2 separate regions of the Homo sapiens genome follow, and region 2 is linked to region 1. The links are chromatin contacts, found by Hi-C in ENCODE. All regions are on one chromosome and are shown on one strand. Each heading gives the region's core, a stretch centred on a gene start or an enhancer-like site at or near the end of the contact. The rest is flanking DNA. Distances are from core to core; before and after follow the strand shown.

Region 1 (7,179 bases), core at 3,111-5,610:
AACTTCCTCTCCTCTTCTCCACCCACTGCCTCCTAGAGTCAAAAAGTGGGGGTGGAACATCGCTGAGTATTGTAGGTCTGGGAGAGTGACCAGAGGTAGCTTTAGCATGTGGTGCCCAAAAGAGAGTCCATTATAACTGCTCACACTGAGTGAAGGGACATAGAGGGGAAGAGGAAGCACAGGGCTGGGCAGGCAGAAATTTTGTGTCATTCTCCAAAGCGACGGAAAGTCCTTGATCATGAGGTTTTAAGAAAAAGGAACCTACTACCCCCATGCAATAGTACATTGTTTTCCCCTGGGAGTTTTACTTTATATCACCTTTATTGGGATTTAGGTTTACTTGAATCAGTTCCTTCAAAACACACACACACACACACACACACACACACAAAATCTCAAAACAGACATGAGATCATAGCCATCCGTTTTAACATTGCTGCCCTCTATTAGCGTGTACTTGAACACTGAGTATAACAAAGGAAACAAGAGTACCTAGTCAGTTCCACCTATATCAGCCCCCAGCTGATTGCTCATACCTCTTTCCAAGTTTCACATAGATGAGCCCAGTGATCTCCAAACTTACAGGTCCATCCCTTTCCTAAGGTCCAAGACAAGAAAGGTTTGATTTAGGAATACTCCAGTAGCCTGAATGGCTTGGCACCGACCATCAGGCTCCTGTTGCGAAGGTGCTCTGGCTGCCTTGTTGGCCTCCATATTGATCTCCAGGACTGCTTCAAGCACTTGGAGCTGACAAGGTAGGCCTCCGCTGCCTTCCACTGAAGGCCTGAGTTATCACAGGGGGAACAGCTTTCCACCCTCTGTTTGGAAGCTGGGTTTTTGATAAGCAGTTTTACCCATATGTAATATATTTCCATTTCTATAACTGGATTTCTGCTTTTGAGCCCTTTTCTGAATGTCTGTGGTAGTCATCTGCTTAAATCTCATTCTAATACAGAGGCCTTGTCCTTATCTTGAAGACCCCTCAATGCAAGGACTTCAGATCAGTGGCAGGTTGTTTTGTCAGCATACTTCCACAGGTATGCTTCCTGTCTCTGAGCCCCAGGATGATGGTTGGGGTCCAGTTACCCATAGTGAGCCCACTCATTTCTTAGAATTTTAGGTCTCAACTGCTGAAATGCCCATGACCATGTTTAACATCCAACAAGACATCAACATCATGCTGATATTGGACTTTTATTTGTTTAAAGAAACTAATTCAAATCACATTTGAATAATATTAAAGTGAACGGTATTTGAAATATGTCTGGAGATGGTTGTTTGCTTGGGTATTCTGCCTCACTGCCCTGCCTAAACTTCCGTTATTGGCAAGGACCTGCCAACAGCTCCTTCCTCCTCTGTGGGTGGGTATAGAGAAAGGCACAGATTCTATCCGAATAATCCTGTCTTGACAGAAATAAATAAATCATCACTCTTTACTGACATATTCCCAAACATTAATAGTAGGGAGAGTAATTTACTCCACTTCAGCATCAATGTGGGTGGAGGCAGCATGACTCAGAGGTGAAGTCTAAGGACTCTGAAGCTTAAATTCTACTTCTTTCACTTTTTGGTTAAGTGGCCTTTGACTCTCTGTGTATCAATGCTTTCATCTGTATATGTGCACATAAACCGTATCTATCTCATAGTGTATTGTAAGGATTAAACAAAATAATAACTGTAGACTACTTAGAGTAATGCTGAATATGCAGTGATTGCTCCATAAATGGTTACTTATTACTATTATTGATGGGAGATAAGACAGGGAGTTGAAGAAATAGAAATACGAATGGGGCAGAGAAAAGGAAGAATTAAGAGTATGAGACAGTATATGTAGAGGGGGTGGGCAAGGATTAAAACTGGTGGACTCCTTCATCTCCTACCCTCAGAGTGGGAGTGTCTCCCAGGGTATGTGGAGAGACAGTCAGAGTCATGGTGTTTCCAAAGTCATGATCAGAAAGTTGGCATCAGAGCATAAGACTGTGAATTTTGACTCAGAGAAAACTTTTCCAACATGGAACAGTCATAAGTTTGCACACTCAGACTTTCCTTATGTCGGTGATTTCTGAGGGGAAATGGGGATTTCTCCCTGCATCTCTCCACTGCTTCTCAGCCTCTTCAACTGCTCTGAATTCCAGGGAAATGTGTAAAGTGTAGACTCCTAAGCCCAATACTGAATGTAAGGGACTACCTCTACCAGGAACAGCAGCAGGAGGAATTCATGGTATATTTTTGTGCTCAGAAAAGGTTTGCAGAATAATCCTTAAGAGGCAAACAGATAATTCAGTAAAGGTGGACAGTATGTAAAAAGTACTCCTGGCTTCACTTTTATAAAAACAAGCTCCCATTCCCCTTTCATGGATCCTTGATGAAATGAATATCTCACTCCTAGTTTCCTTTTCCAGAACCCAGACAACCAACACCTAAGCTCAAACTCCCACCACCTTTTCTCCTGTTTATGTTCCTTGGACAATTCCCTGACAGAGGAGTCCTGCCCAGGATCTCTGTGTGGTAAAGCCATGGCTCTTCCTAATAATGAATGAAAAGCGAGTGTGAAAAATAGTAGCATTAGCTGATATCTGTTAAACACTTACTATATTCAGGTACCATGGCAAGTGTTGTACATGCATTATCATCATTTTGATTCTCAAAACAATTCTACTGTATTAATACCTCCCCATTTTGAAGCTGAAACAAGAGTCAGAGGAGGAATGTAACTTCGTCTAGGTCACAAAACTTGTAAACAATTCACTACTAGCTGATTTGACAACTTTATTTCAGTTTCAGTAGATGAAAGAAGTGTATCCTAGAGCTACCTTTTATCTTAGCAGGTATTAACCTTTTGAAGAGCATCAAAAATTTGAAAGCAATGAGTGAAGAGGTCAGGTGGAGCAGAAAGAAGAACCAATGGGATTGGGATTAACCTTGGAATTAGAAAAACCAATGTCTATTTCCAGCTCTACCAATTTAGGTAGTGAAATTTCAGGTGAATTTTTAAACCCCTAAATCTTAATTTATTATTTTTCTTGCATAATGGGATTAATAACGTCTATCTTGCTCATCTCAATGGTTTTCATATGGATGACATAAGAATGTAGGCATAAACATTGTAGAATGTTTTGCAAATTAAGTGGTATCAAATGCTACCTTGTCTGGTCTCTCTCTGGAAGATTAGGGACATCCCTAGTACCATTCCTCATCTACTTGCATTTTCTGTCTGCCATTCTAGAGCGACCAGCAGAGGCTCCAAAAATTTGGTCTGACTAGTGGTTACAATCTCCATGAAGTTCAAATTAAAGGAGCCATAGCTTGAAATGGCCAAAGAAACCAGAGAGATCACAGTGCATTGATTCTACCTTTACAGAAAATCCAAACGTACTAGGTTCCCAGGGTTCTAACTCATGCCAGAATTCTGCTAGTGCATTTTCAGAACTGGCAAGAGATACTAGAAGTAGATCTAGAAGTTCCAAACATAGTAAATTTCTGTTAGAGCAATTGTTTGTATTTAAGGAGATAACATGTACAATGACACAGCACTCCCAGATCTATGTTAATGTTACAATTTTCTTTGTACAAATAACAATCAATATTCATGTCGTTCTTTTAGTTTACTGTTATGCCATAAGTAAGAAAAATAGGGTTTTTAATTCAAGTTCTCCAACTCTTTTTTGAGACTATTTGTAAAAAATGGGATAGTAATCTCTTCCTCATTTATTTTAGAGTTTGTTGAGGATAAAAGCAGAGTAATAGCTCTGTGTTTTGAAAATAAAGGGAGTTTATAGAGATGAGGCTCAACAATGATAACGATGAGTCATCCATCACTCTAACCTGATAGAACAATCAACTATAATTAGGAAAGACATTTTTCTCTCTCAAACGCCATCACAATTGAATGCCAAGAAGAAATTGCTTGTAAGTCATTCAAGCTTTTAGAAGATCTTTCTTTTGCCAGGCTTTTTGGGTGGGTTTACCAAGTGCTGATTCCTCTGAGAAGGATTTGCCTCAGACCTTTGGAAACTGAGATCTCCAGATCTCAGAAATATAACTCAGTAATATAAACTTTAAAGCTGAACCTAAACACTTAGGTTTGAATTTTAAGTCTCTCCCCAGCCAGTTGGATCCTGTTGAGTACAGTAGATACTGAGACCCAGGGTGTTCTGCTAAACACAGATCAAAAAGACAGTTCAATGTCTTCCTTAAGGGCAATTTTTAAAACTTTATGGAAAACTAGGAGGCGATCAGCAAGGGTCAGAACTCACAGGTTTGCAGGCAAAGGAGCAAGATCCATAGGTGGTGCTGAGCCATCTCTTTCAGGGTCTAACCTTCTGTGGAAAAGCACGGCACTGTTCTAGCAGAGTCAGTTTCACTTGAGTTTTCTTCCTCCTTTTTATAACGACATTTAAGAAAGGAAGTGCATGTTAACTGATTTAGTTAACATTGGTCTTTGTATTACTGTGCTAGTTTTTTCCAATTTAAAGTGCCTAGCATTAATTATTTATTCAACACATATTTATTGTGTGCCTACTATGTGCCAGGCCCTCTTCTGGGTGCTGGCAATATACAGAGCAACAAAACAATTGATCACCCTCCTTTCATGGCATTTATACTCTTTTTTGGAGTAATCAACAACTCTATAAGCAGTTCCAATTTAATGTAGTAAGCATTGCAATAGGAAAAATACAGGGAACTATGAGAGGAATAGGGGCATCTAACTCAGGCTAAGAAAAGTTGGAGTAGGCTTCCTAAAGAAACTGACAACCAACCTGAGACAGGCTCAAAGAATGAATTACCATTATTAGGCGAATGGCGGTGGGGGATATGAAAGAGGAAAAATGTTTTGACATATGGTAGGAGCTTAAAAAAACATAGCAATTAAAATTACATAATTATAGTTATATAAAATGATCACAAGTACATGATTATGTATTATAATGTATAATCAACATGTGATATTATTTAACATAATCAATATTAAGTATTATATTAATAATATATAATTATATTTATATATGATACAATAATATATAATTATATAATATATTAATATATAATATAGTATAACTACATACATATAATTATGTATAATTCCATGATATCATCATGAAACATTATGATTATGATCACACCTTATTAGGGACACAAAAAGTGTTTGATAAAAATGAAGTCAAAAGGGATTTTTAGACTATTGAATCTATTTTGCAGATGGAGAAACTGGCTCAGAAGGAGAGGAAGTGACTTTTCCCTATATCACACAGTGAATTAGGGAACTGAGTTAAAAGCCAGCAGTGTCACTTGGCAAAGACTGTGACTCCTGGGCATGAGAGACAGCAGGTGCAGAGGCAGGCTTAGGTGGAGTTGAGCTAGATGTAACAGGACTATTTCTTGTAGAGGGTCTTCATCTTGGTTAACAAGAATAAGAGTGATTGTGTAATGTGTGTATGGGAGATGTTGTCTGGGAATGGGGATAGAAATGAATATTTAAGTTTGACTCAGCTGTTTTGGGGAGTAATGAGAAGGCTGGGGACACTACCCCTGAGACCTGGAGGAGCTTTTTTTTAACTGAGACGAGTCCTCATGCTAGCTAGCTCATTCCTAGGTAACCTGGCCTCTAGAGTCACACATTAAATAATCCTGCTGATCATTTCCCATATATACTTACATAATACTGAATATAGTTGACCCTTGAACAATGCAGGGGTTTGGAGTGCTGTCCCCTCAACCAGTCGAAAATCCATGCATAACTTTTGACACCCCTAAACTCAACTACTAATAGCCTACTGTTGACAGGAAGCCTTACCAACAACACAGTTGATTAACACATATTCTATGTGTCATATACATTGTTTACCATATTCTTGCAGGAAAGTAAGCTAGAGAAAATAAAATGGTATTAAGAAAATCATGATGAAGACAAAATATATTTACTGTTCATTAAGTGGAATTAGATCATCATAAAGGTCTTTATCCTCATCATCTTCATGTTAAGTAGGCTAAGGAGGAGGAGGATAAGGAGGAGTTGGTCTTGCTGTCTCAGGGGTCCCTGGGGAAGAAGAGATAGAGGAGGTTGAAGGGAAGGTGGAAGAGACAGGCACAGTCGGTGTAACTTTTCAGAAGTATATTTAATTTTTGTCTGACTTTTTTGCTTGTTCATTTCTCTAAAAATATTTCTATATGGTACCCCTTCTTACTTCTACCATTTGTTTTAGTTTTAGTGCCTGTATCATACCATAGATGGGCCCATATCATAAAAGAAGTCAAAAGCGGTCCCGAATAGTCAGAAGCCTTCTGTCAGACTGTCTAATGTCAGCTTGTTTTCTGGCACTGCTGCTTCTATGTTTTCTTCCGCATTGTTTGATCCTGGCTTAGATGCATTCTTCTCCATCAAGTCATCTTCCATTAATTCCTCTGGTGTGGTGTCTATTAGCTCTTGAATTTTGCCAAGATTTATTTCTTGAAACCTTTTACCCCAACTTTTTTTTTTGCCATATCCACAATATCTTTCATAATTTCCTTGATTAGCTCTGTCATAAATCCTGTGAAGTCACGCACAACATTTGGACACAGTTTCCTCAAGCAGAGTTTATTGTCTCAGGCTTAATGGCTTTCACCACTTTTTCTGCAACAATGATAGCATCTTTAATGGTGTAATCTTTCTAGACTTTCATGATGGCCCTCTCCTGGGGTTGTCTTCCTAGGCATTGACAATTCTTTCCATAGAGTACGTATATAATGAGCCTTAAAGGTCCTTATGACCCCCTGTTCTAGAGGCTGAATTAGAAACATGTCTGGGGAGAAGTATACCATTTCAGTGCCTTTGCTGTTGAACTCCTGGGGCTCTGGGTGGCCAGGGGCACTGTCCAATATCAAAATAACTTTAAAACGCAGTCCCTTACTGGCAAGGTATTTCCTGACTTCAATGACAGGGTATTGATGAAACCAATGCAGGAAAAATGTTCTTGTTGTTCAGGCCTTCTTGTGGTACAATTAAAACACTGGCTGCTGGTGTTTATCTTTTCCCTTCAAGGCTCAAGGGTTAGCAGACTTATAGATAAGGGCAGTTGTGATCATAAACTCAACTGCATTTGCACAAAACAGTAGAGTTATTGATTTCTCTCAGTTCCTGTATATTTTTGTTTATGGTGATATGTAATTTACTGGAGAGATGAATTTCTTATGTGGAAA
Region 2 (6,991 bases), core at 2,132-4,631, 280 kb after region 1:
GAAAAAGACACAGTATCACTTTTGTGGTATTCCTGTCAAAAATGCATATAATATCTGCTGTCAATGGGCACAGAAAAAAATTTTTTTAAAGAAAAAATAATTTTAAAAATGCATATGATGGCTAGGCATGATGGCTCACACTTGTAGTCCCACCACTTTGGGAGACTGAGGCAGGTGGATCGCCTGAGCCCGGGAGTTCAAGACCACCCTGGGCAACATGGGGAAACCCTGTATCTACAAAAAAAAAAAAAAAAATTAGCCAGGCATGGTGGCACAGACCTCTAGTTCCAGCTACCAGGGAGGCTGAGGTGGGAGGATGGCTTGAGCCTGCGAGGTCGAGGCTACAGTGAGCCGTGAGCATGCCACTGCACTCCAGTCTGGGTGAAAGAACCAGATCCTCTCTTGAAAAATAATAATAGGCCGGGCACAGTGGCTCACACCTGGTATCCCAGCACTTTTGAGAGGCGGAGGTGGGTGGATCACTTGAGGTCAGGAGTTTAAGACCAGCCTGGCCAACATGGTGAAACCCTGTCTCCACCAAAAATACAAAAATTAGCCAGGCTTGGTGGCATGCATCTGTAGTCCCAGCTACTCGGGAGGCTGAGGCAGGACAATCACTTGAACCCGGGGGAGCAGAAGTTGCAGTGAGCCGAGATTGGACCACTGTACTCCAGCCCAGGCCACAGAGCGAGACTCCATCTCTAAAAAATAATAATAATGATGATATAAAATAAATAAAAATGCATATGATAACCTGAATCATATGAGGGAACATCAGACAAACCCAGATTAAGGAACCCTCTACAAAACAACTGGCTTGTCTTCTTCAAGAATGCAATATCATGAAAGATGAAGAAAGGTTAAAGTATGGTCATAGACTGAACATGAGAAACATAACAACTGAATGTAATACATGATCTTGATTGCATCTTGGGTCAGCAAAAAAAAAAAATAAAGCATATTCTTGGGACAATTGGTAATATGTGAATATGGAAAGCATATTTGATGGTATTAATGTTAAATTTACTGAATTTGACAATTGTGCTGTAGTAACATGAGAATGTCTTTGTTCATAGGATATAAGTGCTAAAATATTTAGGAGTAAGGGGACATAATGTCACAACTTGTTCTCAAGTGGTTCAGCAAAAATTATTGTACATTTATACACACATATACATACAGCTAGAGAAAGAGAAATAAAGTAAATGTGATAAAATGTTAATTGGTGAATCTAGATGAAAGAAATTCAAGAATCGTTTGAACTATTCTTGCAGCTTCCCTGGAACTTCACAATTATTTCAAACTAAAAAGCTTAAAAATTAAAGAAATAGAGCAGCTTCAGTCAACTTATGCCAGGCCTGCCCTATAGACACAGGATGGAGGAGGAAGCAGCTCAGGAAGACCCAAGTCCATCCCTCCCTGTGCCTAACAAGTCACTCACCAGCTTCACCGTGCAAGGGCCGGCATAGCCAAGCCCAGCTATGGTGCTGAAGCCCTGGGAATGGGGGTGGAGGGAGCATTGCCCTCTGTCACACAGGCTCATGACCTCAGGGTCATAACCTCAGCTTCTCTGTTACTCTCATCCCCACAGCCAGGCACCAATCCCATCAGTCCTCCTTCGGCTGTCTGAGCTGCATTCAAGGATCCTTAGACCAGGTTCCAACCTAGCTCTCCTGCCTAGAATCCTGGGCCACTAGGCCCCCCAACCCACCCACAAGAGCTGCAGGCTCCACTCCTCCCTCCCTGCTCCCTGTTCCTCATCATGCTCTGCCCTAGGCTGCCTGCATCCTTACAAATGTTGAGTCCACCTGAGCCTTGACTGTGTCTTCCTGAAGGACACAAGAATGCTCAGGGACTCGGTAACTGAATTGAGTACCTGGGCATGGGACTTTATTGCATATGGGGCTTCTACCTGGCCCTGAACCCACACAACACTATGCCTCAGTTTCCCCTCTTTGTGCCCAGAGTGTACCCTCCTCTAATTCCACGCTCTCCACCTCCGTGAAGCCCCTGCAGAGTCACTGATCTAAAATGCAGAACCCTGGCTGGGCATGGTGGCTCACACCTGTAATCCCAGCACTTTGGATGGGGGAGACCAAGGTGGGCAGATCACCTGAGGTCAGGAGTTCAAGACCAGCCTGGCCAACATGGTGAAACCTGGTCTCTACTAAAAATACAAAAATTAGCCAAGCATGGTGGCGCACGTCTGTAATTTCACCTACTCGGGAGGCTGAGGCATGAGAATCACTTGAACCCGGGAGGCAGAGTTTGTAGTGAGCCAAGATCACGCCACTGCACTCCAGCCTGGGTGACAGAAGGAGACTCTGTCTCAAAAAATAAATAAATAAATAAAAATTAAAAATGAAATAAATAAATTAATTCAATTAAATTAAATGCGGGATCCAGGTTTCAGAGCATCCTGGACCCCAGAACTGGAGAAAGAGGGGAGCAGCCCTCAGCTGGGATCCCCAGGAGTAAATGTTAGATGGCTCCATGCCTGGCTGACAGCTTTAGGTTTGCTGTGGAGCTTCCTCATATTGTCTCCTTCTTCTGCCCCAACCCTGCATGTCCCTAATAATTTCCAGGCTCCTGTGGCATCTGGATGGCTGAAGAAGCCGGGGAGATGAGGGACCATGCCTTCCAGCTTCTTCCTGGCTGCTGGCCTCGCCCTCCCCTCCCTGGGCTCAGCTTTCCTGCCTCAGGGGTCCATCCATCTGTCTCTGAGCTCGAGAACCACCCACTTCCTTGGGACTGCTTCTCTTCTCTCATGCCACAATTGGAGGATGCAATTTTCATCATCTTTACAGGCGGCTGGAAGGAGGCTTCTCTCTCCACTACACGGAAGGGTAAATTGAAGCCAGTGGGAAGGAATCTCCTCACCCAAGACTTCCTGGATTGCTGGTGGCAGGGCCAGATACCCCTCTCACAGACCTCCCAGTGCACTGCCAGCCTGTCCTGTCTGATTTAGACTGTCAGAGCTGTCAGGAGCTGCTCGGAGTCAAGTTCCAGATGACTGTGTATGTGGCACAAGCAGAGGCTCTGGCTCTGATCTCCCTGAGGGGCACAGCTCCTAGTCCCTCCCTCGCCCCACGCCAGGTAGGACCTCCTTACCTTTGCCCTGATACACCTTGAGGAGCAGGAGGAGTATGAGGGTGACCACTTGCCCCAGCATTTCCACAGGACAGAGGGGCCAGGCCAGCCCCTCCACCCCACCAGACTCTCTGCCGTGCACGGGCTCAGCAGTCCCCAGTCAGCAAGAGGACGATGGGGAGCAGAACTGCCTTGCAACCTGTCCAGCCACAGTTTCCTCAATTAGAGGCTGTTAACGCCTGCTGTGAGCTGACAAGGCCACTGAGAAAGCCCCAGCGCCTGGAGCTGGTCTGACAGTTCCCACAAGCCAAACTGGTGAAGCTTACCTCAAGTGGGAGGGTGCTTGAAGTTCACAGTGACTCACAAAGCCAGTTTCAAAATTGCATCCCGTTCTCTGCTTCAGCCCAAGAAGTCTTCCAATTCTCTGAATCCTATATGGAGAGACCCCCATGGGGGCCAAACAGCCAGTATCCCCAACTGTTCCATTCCAACAGACATTGTGGAGGTGGAGTGGAGAGGGGCTGGAGGAGGAGTGGGCTGAAACGTAGGGCCCTGGATAAGCGGCTAACAGTGTTGAAGGAAAGGAGGAGTAGCTGAGAGAACATAGGAAGAGACCTAAGGGCTGGAGGCACTAGAAAAATCTAGCAAGCCTGGGGATTCCATGCAAGTTGACACCAAAGTTTAAGCACATGTAAATTAAATTTGTTTCATAAGAATTTGTTTCACACGGGGCACAGTGGCTCACGCCTGTAATCCCAACACTTTGGGAGACTGAAGCAGGCAGATCACTTGAGATCAGGAGATCGAGACTAGCCTGGCCAATATGGTGAATCCCCACCTCTACTAAAAATAGAGAAATTAGCCAGGCTGGGTGGCGTGCACCTGTAATCCAAGCTACTTGGGAGGCTGAGGCAGGGGAATCACTTGAGCAAAGGAGGTGGAGGTTGCGGTAAGCCAAGATCACGCCACTGCACTCCAGCCTAGGTGACAGAGCGACACTGTGTCTCAAAAAAAAAAAAAAAAATTTTGTTTTGCTCCACATTTCCGATCTGTATGCCTAGATTCCCTCCCTTCCTCTTTTTCTACTTTTCTATAGTAGTCCTCTCTTCCCTCTTTTGTCTTCTCCCAGAAGTGACATGGGCCTATTTTTGCTGCCTTCCCATCCATGCTTGGACGCCACCCTCCAGGAAGGCCAGGCAGCTCTGGATCTGCTTAGGCCCCCATGGAGGGGTGGGGACAGCGGCATCCCCCCTCCCCTGGAACACTGTGCTTCAAGGCCAGGCCCCAGGGTTCATGCCTCTTTCTTTCTTCCTTCTGCTTTCCCCTTAACAAATACTTTCAGTTCCCTTCAAGTCCGCTCTTATTCTCTTTTTCCATCCTTTGGTCCATTTCCAGCCACCCTGTCTGAACTGGGCAGGGGGCAGCAGACTGACAGCTTCAGCTGCCAACAGAGGCAGCAGCGGGGCTCTGGACAGAGCGCTGGATTTAGAGTCAAAGACTTGGACTTGCAGCTCCCATTCAGCAACTTACAACCTATGTGATTCTGGCCTTGTTGCTGTCTGAGCCTGTAGGGTCAACAATACATCCTCCCCACCTTCACAAGGCAGTTTTCAGGATCAAATTAAAAATGATACTCCAGAATATGCACACAAAAAACACTGGACATAGATGAGGTTTTTGTGGTTTTGTTTTCATTTTTTTAAGCTCTGAATAGCTTTTTCCAGCGGGTCTAATGGTTATCATCTCTTCTCTCCTTTGTCTGCTCCCAAGGGGCAGCCCTCAACCCTGGGGAATTTCTTCAGAGTTGATCTGGCCATGTCCTTAACCTTGAGAAGTGGTGCACAAGACATGATATAACAAAGAAGGGTAAACTTCCTCACACGACAGGTGGAAAACAAGATCCAGCTGTTGGAACCCACTAATGAATGTGAATTAGGAATCAGCCTCTCCAATCCTGACCCCAACACCAGCTCCATCCTTCCCACCAGGCATGTGGATGACCTATCATCCCCTGGAAACAGAACTCGGAGCAGCTGTACCACTGAGTGTGTGTCTGTCTTGTGGTCCCTGACAAACTCTATCACACAATATCTGCTATTTGTAGGCTGATCGCAGTGGCTCATGCCTATAATCCCAGCACTTTGGGAGGCCAAGGCAGGTGGATCACTTGAGGTCAGGGGTTCGATATCAGCCTGGCCAACACGGTGAAACCTCATCTCTACTAAAAATACAAAAATTAGCCGGGTGTGGTGGTGTGTGCCTGTAATCCCAGCTACTCGGGAGGCTGAGGCAGGAGACTCCTTTGAACCTGGGAGGCAGAGGTTGCAGTGAGCTGAGATTGTGCCTCTGCACTCCAGCCTGGGAGACAGAGCAAGACTCTGTCACAAAAAAAAAAAAAAAAAAAAAGGTGCTGGGCGCAGTGACTCACACCTGTAATCCCAGCACTTTGGGAGGCCTAGGTGGGTGGATTACCTGAGGTTAGGAGTTTGAGACCAACCTGGCTAACATGGTGAAACCCCGTTTTTACTAAAAATGCAAAAAATAAGCCAGGTGTGGTGTTGCATGCCTGTAATCCCAGCTACTTAGGAGGCTGAGGCAGGAGAATCATTTGAACCCAGGAAAAGGAGGTTGCAGTGAGCCGAAATCACGCCATTGCATTCCAGCTTGGGCAACAAGAGCAAAAACAAACAAACAAACAACAATAATAAAAAAAAAAAACAACCTGCCATTTGTTCTACACACTGACCTCCCCAGCCCTGAGCTCTTCAACACAAAGTCTATGCTCTCCTTAGCTTAGTGTTTCCAAGCCTCACCCAGCGCCTGGTTCTTCAGAGTTGATTCGTAGATTGTCAAGTGCTGAAGGAATGAATGAATTCTCTAAGGAAGACATTTCTATTTCCCCTGAGATAGACTGGTTAGCTGAGTCACCATGGACCCTGCCCTCGTGGAGTTTTTATCTTGCCCTTCCTAATTTTTGTGCAGAGAGTCCTTCTGTGCAACTCAGCCACTTTAGCACGAGGACCCAAGACCTACAAAATCAATATAAACCAGAGACTCCCTTAGCTACATTTCCCATACATATTCACGAGATCTTTATAAGTCTGGGACAGGGGACTCAGACAGGGGCATTTAAAGGTTAGCGGCCATCTGGGAATCAAAGGTTCATAAACCCCTGCCCAAACCATGCTTTCATCAAGCTTCGGTGAGTCAAGGTCATTCCAGTAAATCCCACTTCTGATGCCAACTACAAATTTCATGAGTCCCCAGGACCACCCATTTCTGAGACAAATTGCAAGTTTGAGGTCCCCAAGACCATCTTCAGGTTTGATAATTAACTAGAATGACTCACAAAACTCACTGAAAGCTGTTTTACAAATGTTTTACTCAAGCCTTCACAAAGAACCCAACTGATCTTATAGGTATAGTCAACCAATCTTGCAAGAATTCAACAAATAACTTCTGTAATATTAGAGTTTATTAAAGCAAAAAATACAGATGAAAATGAGCCAAGGGAAGAGGTACCTAAGGCAAGGTCCAGGAGAGTCCCAAACAAAGGAGTCAGTCACAGCACTTCCAGTTCTCCTCTCCCAGTGGAGCTGTGCAGACAGGGCCTACTTCTCCCAGAAACTATGTGTGACAATACACACAGAGAATATTGTTAAGCAGGGAAGCTCTTCCAAGTCTTGGTGTCCAGAATTTTTATTGGGACTTGCTCACATAGACATGGCTGACCACCCATGTGGCTGACCATAGTCTCTGGCCCCTCCAGAAATTGAGTTGATGCTATGTGGTCAGAGCTCCCACCATAAATCACATTATAAGCATTGACAATGCTAACAAGGTCCCCAGTAATGAAGATACTCTTATCAAGCAGGACATTTCAAAGCTTAGAGATTACCTC

The links. A loop is a pair of places that touch in the nucleus more often than their neighbours do. Pooled maps may share reads with other maps.
Region 2: a map of CD14-positive monocyte shows a loop between it and region 1 (5-fold over the local background). The contact joins the promoter of CD244 here to the promoter of CD84 in region 1. A Hi-C loop is called at or near these places in 1 of 168 maps with a recorded cell type or tissue (CD14-positive monocyte) and 1 of 50 pooled maps.

Annotation. Positions count from the first base shown.
Region 1 is chr1:160,575,136-160,582,314 of GRCh38, forward strand. CD84 (CD84 molecule) reads right to left here and starts at 4,361. Exons shown (of 7, transcript NM_003874.4): 1 at 4,257-4,361. The coding sequence starts at 4,302. RefSeq lists an enhancer at 731-780.
Region 2 is chr1:160,859,506-160,866,496 of GRCh38, forward strand. CD244 (CD244 molecule) reads right to left here and starts at 3,382. Exons shown (of 9, transcript NM_016382.4): 1 at 3,112-3,382. The coding sequence starts at 3,172. RefSeq lists an enhancer at 3,198-3,247.